Linked DNA regions of Homo sapiens: region 1 is linked to region 2. The links are chromatin contacts, found by Hi-C or POLR2A ChIA-PET in ENCODE. All regions are on one chromosome and are shown on one strand. Each heading gives the region's core, a stretch centred on a gene start or an enhancer-like site at or near the end of the contact. The rest is flanking DNA. Distances are from core to core; before and after follow the strand shown.

Evidence for each region. Hi-C counts contacts between places; a loop is a spot of excess contacts on that map. ChIA-PET counts read pairs that join two places held with the same protein, here RNA polymerase II (POLR2A). Pooled maps may share reads with other maps.
Region 1: a pooled map shows a loop between it and region 2 (5-fold over the local background). The contact joins two enhancer-like sites. A Hi-C loop is called at or near these places in 1 of 37 single-sample maps with no recorded cell type and 5 of 50 pooled maps. POLR2A ChIA-PET finds 5 or more read pairs at or near these places in 1 of 52 experiments (activated B cell).

The regions. Positions count from the first base shown.
Region 1 is chr10:61,990,708-61,993,407 of GRCh38, reverse strand. The region is part of intron 3 of ARID5B (AT-rich interaction domain 5B); the gene reads right to left. Among named protein-coding and RNA genes, the nearest start is that of ARID5B, 90 kb to the right of the region's middle. Within about 2 kb of position 1,312, at least 26 of the 41 ENCODE cell types and tissues checked have a DNase peak (open chromatin) inside an H3K27ac peak, as active enhancers do.
Region 2 is chr10:59,884,288-59,886,987 of GRCh38, reverse strand. All of the region lies in intron 1 of CCDC6 (coiled-coil domain containing 6), which reads left to right. Among named protein-coding and RNA genes, the nearest start is that of CCDC6, 21 kb to the left of the region's middle. Within about 2 kb of position 1,372, at least 2 of the 41 ENCODE cell types and tissues checked have a DNase peak (open chromatin) inside an H3K27ac peak, as active enhancers do.

The sequences.
Region 1 (2,700 bases), core at 63-2,562, 2.1 Mb before region 2:
AAAGGAAAATGCAGCAGAGCATATGACTAAATAGCTTGAATTGGTTGAAAGTGTTTAAAATTCCAAAGTTGTACATCAACTTTATCAATTCGTGGTTATAGCTCTATGTAAATGTGTACTGTGTCCTGCCGTATTTTTCAATCTCTCTTAAGGTAGTAAACTTAGTACCCAAAGTTAGTACACATCAAAGGGGAAAACACATTTGCAGTTAAACTGATGTTGAAGAGTTGGAGTCAGGGAAGATCAGTTGTGTGTGCGTGTGTGTGTGTGTGTGTGTGTGTGTGTGTATCTCCCTTCCTCATCAAAGCTGTTAAATTGGAGGCATGCCAAAACAAGGAGTGGAAAATATTAATAATAAAAATAAATTAAATGCCTGATTAAAAGGGAAAGAGAACAAGATTCCATCCGGAATAGAAATGAAAATGCCACAAACTATTTCATAAAAACAAACTGTGACGTAAATTACACATCAGTATTGCACTGTTGTGGTTATTTTGAGAAATGGTTTGTACTGTAAGTCAGCTGGTGCTGCCCCACCCTTAATGATTTTGTAATTCTCGACACAGTAAGCAAGTGGGGCAGCCCTGAGATTGCTGAGACAGAAAACAGAACTAGCCATACAGAACTGGCAATAAAAAGATAATGTACTTTTAACATAACAGAACAAGGAGATTGGCTTGGCTTTATTAACTAAAAAAAAACTACTTTAAATGGTCCCCAGCTTGCCATTTGTTTTGCTAAATGGAAACACAGATCTTCCCAGGATAGGCAACGAAAACATCACTGGAGAACTTAAAAAAAAGTAAATGTGGGAAAAATATATCAGTACATGGATGCAAACAAAACAAAGAATATTTCAAACCCAAAACCAAGGGTTTGAACCAGCTGTTTTCAAAAGCAAACCACTTAAAATAGAGGCATAGACAAATACAAAAATATGTATCAAAATGTTACTATCAGCTTTTGCCCTCACTATTGCTTCATCACTCAAGAAAAAAAACATCACAAAACTAAACTATAACCAAACACTGCTACCACTCTGAGTAACAAATGAACGCAGTGGGAAGAAAGCCAACTCCACCTCCAAGGTTGTCCCAAAGGGTCACTGAATTCTAAGCCACGACCGGGAGCCACTTTTTATCTTGAGAATTTTGCAGCTTATTGCCATAGGGTTCATCTTAGCCACATTTAAATTTAAATGTCACACTAGACAGGGATTATGCAACAGGTGAGACTTCATGGCCAGATTGACATGTAGGTAAAGTTGTTACCACATATGAGGTGTTATTCTATGGGGCCTGACTTACCTTAACTTGCTTCCCCGTCACATGGGTTAAACTTTGGCTAGAGTCAGCCATTCACTTTTTTTTTTTTTGAGACAGAGTTTCGCTATTGTTGCCCAGGCTGGAGTGCCATAGCGTGATCTCAGCTCACCGCAACCTCCACCTCCTGGGTTCAAGCGATTCTCCTACCTCAGCCTCCCCAGTAGCTGGGATTACAGGTATGCGCCACCACACCCAGCTAATTTTTTTGTATTTTTAGTAGAGACAGGGTTTCTCCATGGTATTTAAGCTGGTCTCGAACTCCCGACTTCAGGTGATCCGCCCACCTCAGCCTCCCAAAGTGCTGGGATTACAGGCGTGAGCCACCGTGCCTGGCCTCCACAATGATTTTTTAACCATAATACCAAAAGCACATAAGAAAACAACAAACAATAGACAACTGGACTTCATCAAAATTAAAAGCTTTTGTGCATCAATGGACACTATCAATAAAGTGAAAAGACAGTCTTGGAGAGGGGGAAAATATTTGCAAAGCATATACCTGATAAGGGATTAATAACTAGAATACATAAAGAACTCCTGCAACTCAGTAACAAAAAGACAAACCAATTTAAAAATGGCAAAGGACTTTGATGATTCTCCAAAGAATATATATAAATGGCATCTTAAAAAATGCTCTTCATTAGGGAAATGTAAAGCAAAACCACAGTGAGATATTACTTCACACCCAGTAGGATGACTATTATAAAAATGAAAAGAAAAAAATCCCAAGTGTTGGCAAGGATGTGGAGAAATAGGAACCCCTGTGCATTGTTGGTGGGAATGTAAAATGGTGCAGCCATGATGAAAAAGTATGGGACTTCCTTAAAAATTTATATACAGAATTGCCATGTGATAATTCCACTCCTAGGTATATACTCCAAAGAATTAAAAACAAGGACTCAAAAACAGTTATTTACATACCAATGTTGATTGTAGCATTATCACAAAATAGCCAAAAGGTAGAAACAACCCAATAGTTCCTCAATAGATGAACAGATAACAAAATTTGGTGTGTGTGTGTGTGTGTGTGTGTGTGTGTGTACAGGATAAATATTGTGATTCCACTTATACGAGGTATTTAAAAGTGGAATCACAAAACAGGGTGACTCATAGAGACAGAAAATAGAATAGAAGTTGCTAGGTGCAGGGGGTCTAGGAGGGTTGGAAGGAATGGAGAGCTATTGCTTAATGCATACAAAGTTTTTGTTAGGAATGGTGAAAAAGTTCTAGAAATAGATAGTGGTGACAGTTACACAATATTGTGAATGTACTTAATGCCACTGAATTGTGCACTTAAAAATGGTTAAAATAATAAATTTTATGTTATGTCTATTTTACACAACAATGACAAAGAGGGGAACATCTGGGAAGGGTT
Region 2 (2,700 bases), core at 123-2,622:
ACTGTCAGAGGGTTTTCTCAAACTGGATTTTGGTAGTCTGGTAAATGGACAGTGACATATTAGTACAGTCTTTGCATTTCTCTCAAGGGGGTGGATAAGCATCATTTCTTGTGTTTATAAGAGCCATTTGTATTCTTTTTCTGTACCTGCCTAGTTGATATCCTTTCTTGTTTGTCTTTGGGGACCTTGGTCTTTCTCTTACCCATTTTTCTTAGAACTCTATATGTTACAATGACTTGCTCTTGTTTTTCAATTTTGAGTTGCAAAAAAATTTCCCACCTGTCAATTGTCTTTTGACTTGGCTTTTGGTGTTTTTTGGCCACAGTGAAAATTTTTATTTTTATGGTTTCTTGATGTCATTTATAATCTACAGGAAATATTGCTAACATTTTATGGTAAAACCTTTCTGTATATTTACTTCTTTGGAAAAAAGTAGGACAGACTGCTTTTGTGTTTTTGTTTAAATGATAGTGCATTTAAGACAGATTCAGAAGAGTGTGTAGAAGTAGCGATGCCAGATATTCTTTTAAATTGCATAAACAATTGAACTCACAACTGCACATTAGATACATCTCCTGGTGTCTTTTTTCCTCATTCTTGTCTGTATAACACTTTATATTTCATATGAGATCTTGAATTAGGATAATTTCCTCTGACTAGTTGATCAATTACTGAATTGTTTATTTTGGATACTATTATTGTAGCCTCCTTCTTCCTCCAGAAGCTGCTGCTTAAATGGATTCAAGTGTAATTGGCATTATTTTTCTATCCTGGTCCGTTTCGGGCTCTGTTTATCTGGTGGTTTTATTTTACTCTGCAGTATTTTCCATTTCCCCTGCTTAAAGATAGATTTAAAGCTGCAGACCTTAAATGTAATCTTCTTTCATATTGGCCGGTCTTCTTTGTTCATCTCACAGATATTACAAATAACGTATATATTACAAAACTTTGTTCATTCTGCTAATATTTCTGAGGTTATTCTGTATATAAGGCTGTTCTATGCATTGTGCTAAGAGGTTTTGAGACAGTTCCTGCCTCTGGCAGCTGATATTCTAGTTGGGGGGGCGGGGGGCGGGGTTGGAAATAGACATCAGACAACTGATTTCACAGTTATAGAATTGAAGCTGTGATAAATCCTTCAAAAGATGTGTTTCTTGGAGGATATGATGGGGGGAACCAGACCAGTTTAAGGCAGCCAACGGAGCTTCCCTGAAGTGACATGTAGGCTGCAATCCCCTGTATATCTTTTTTGGAGTTAACCATGAAGAGAATTGGTAAAAAAATGTTCTGGGCCCAGGGAAGAGGCTATGCAAAAAATCCTGAAAGCGACAGAACTGCAGGGCAGGTTTGAGGAACTGAAAGACGAGTTGTGGTCAGAGTGAGATCGGGATGTGGCCTGAAGCTGGAAGTAGGTGGGGCCAGGTCTGATAGGGCTCTCAGTCCTGAATCTTGAATTGGACCTGCATTAGACCACTCTTGAATTAGACTTGAATTATTCCTTGAATTTAATTCAAGGGGTAATGTTGGCATATGTGCTTTTAAATTAGGAGTAGGTTTTTAAATTCGGGGGACCATGCCAGTCTAGAACTTTCTTTAGTTGAATAAATTTGACCTGCAAAAATGGTACTTTAATCCATTCTCTTACAGTTTTTCATTAGGATGTGTTTTTGCCAACAGCCTTGGTGTTTTAAAATCTAGATGTGGCAAAATAATTTACTGCTTGTTAAGCAAACCTCCTGACATGGCTGGGGTATTGAAAAAAGAATGAAGATGGAAGTATTGTAGATATAACAAATGTATCCAAACTAGATTTCGCTCTTCCTTTCCCTGATTCACACGTATTCTCTGTCCTTTCTTTCCTTTTCTCCTTTTCTTTTCTTCCTTCCTTCCTTCCTTTCTTTCCTTTCTTTCTGTTGTTGTTGTTGTTACGGAGTCTCGCTCTGTCACCCAGGCTGGAGTGCGGTGGCACGATCTCAACTCACTGCAACCTCTGTCTCCCGGGTTCAAGCAGTTCTCCTTCCTCAGCCTCCCAAGCAGCTGGGACTACAGGCGTGTGTCACCATGCCTGGCTAATTTTTGTATTTTTAGTAGAGATGGGGTTTCACCATGTTGGCCAGGCTGGTCTCAAATTCCTGACTTCAAGTGATCTGCCCGCCTCGGCCTCCCAAAGTGCTGGGATTATAGGCATGACCCACTGCACCGGGCCACCTTATGCCCTAAGTGTTTTTCTGGATACATATTATGCAAATACAAGTGTGTGCCTATATTGTCCTCTTAAAAGGATACCCAGCGATGGGAGCACATTGTACATGCTGTTCTATATCTTGATTTTTTTTTTCTACTTTACACATCTCATGAGTTTTATCCCCAGCACTGGGTATAGAATTGCCCCATTCTTTTCAAGGGCTTGCTGTAAAGTATTCTGGGAACTGGGCGCACTCTCTTTAACTCTTCCTCTGTTGATTGTTTTCAGTCTCCTTCTTTCTATAAAGCAAGTTAAAGGAAACATTCTTTTAACAATGTTTTTAACAAGTCTTAGCAATGGTTTTTATTATCTGTAGGATAATCTAGGAGTAGAGTTGCCAGTTTTTAGAGTATGTGCTTTTGAAATTTTGTTTGTATTCACTTGGGCAGCAGTAAGTCATCTTTTGCTTATTGTCGTCGCTGTCTCGACCTGAAATCCTTTCTTTTTATATTCTT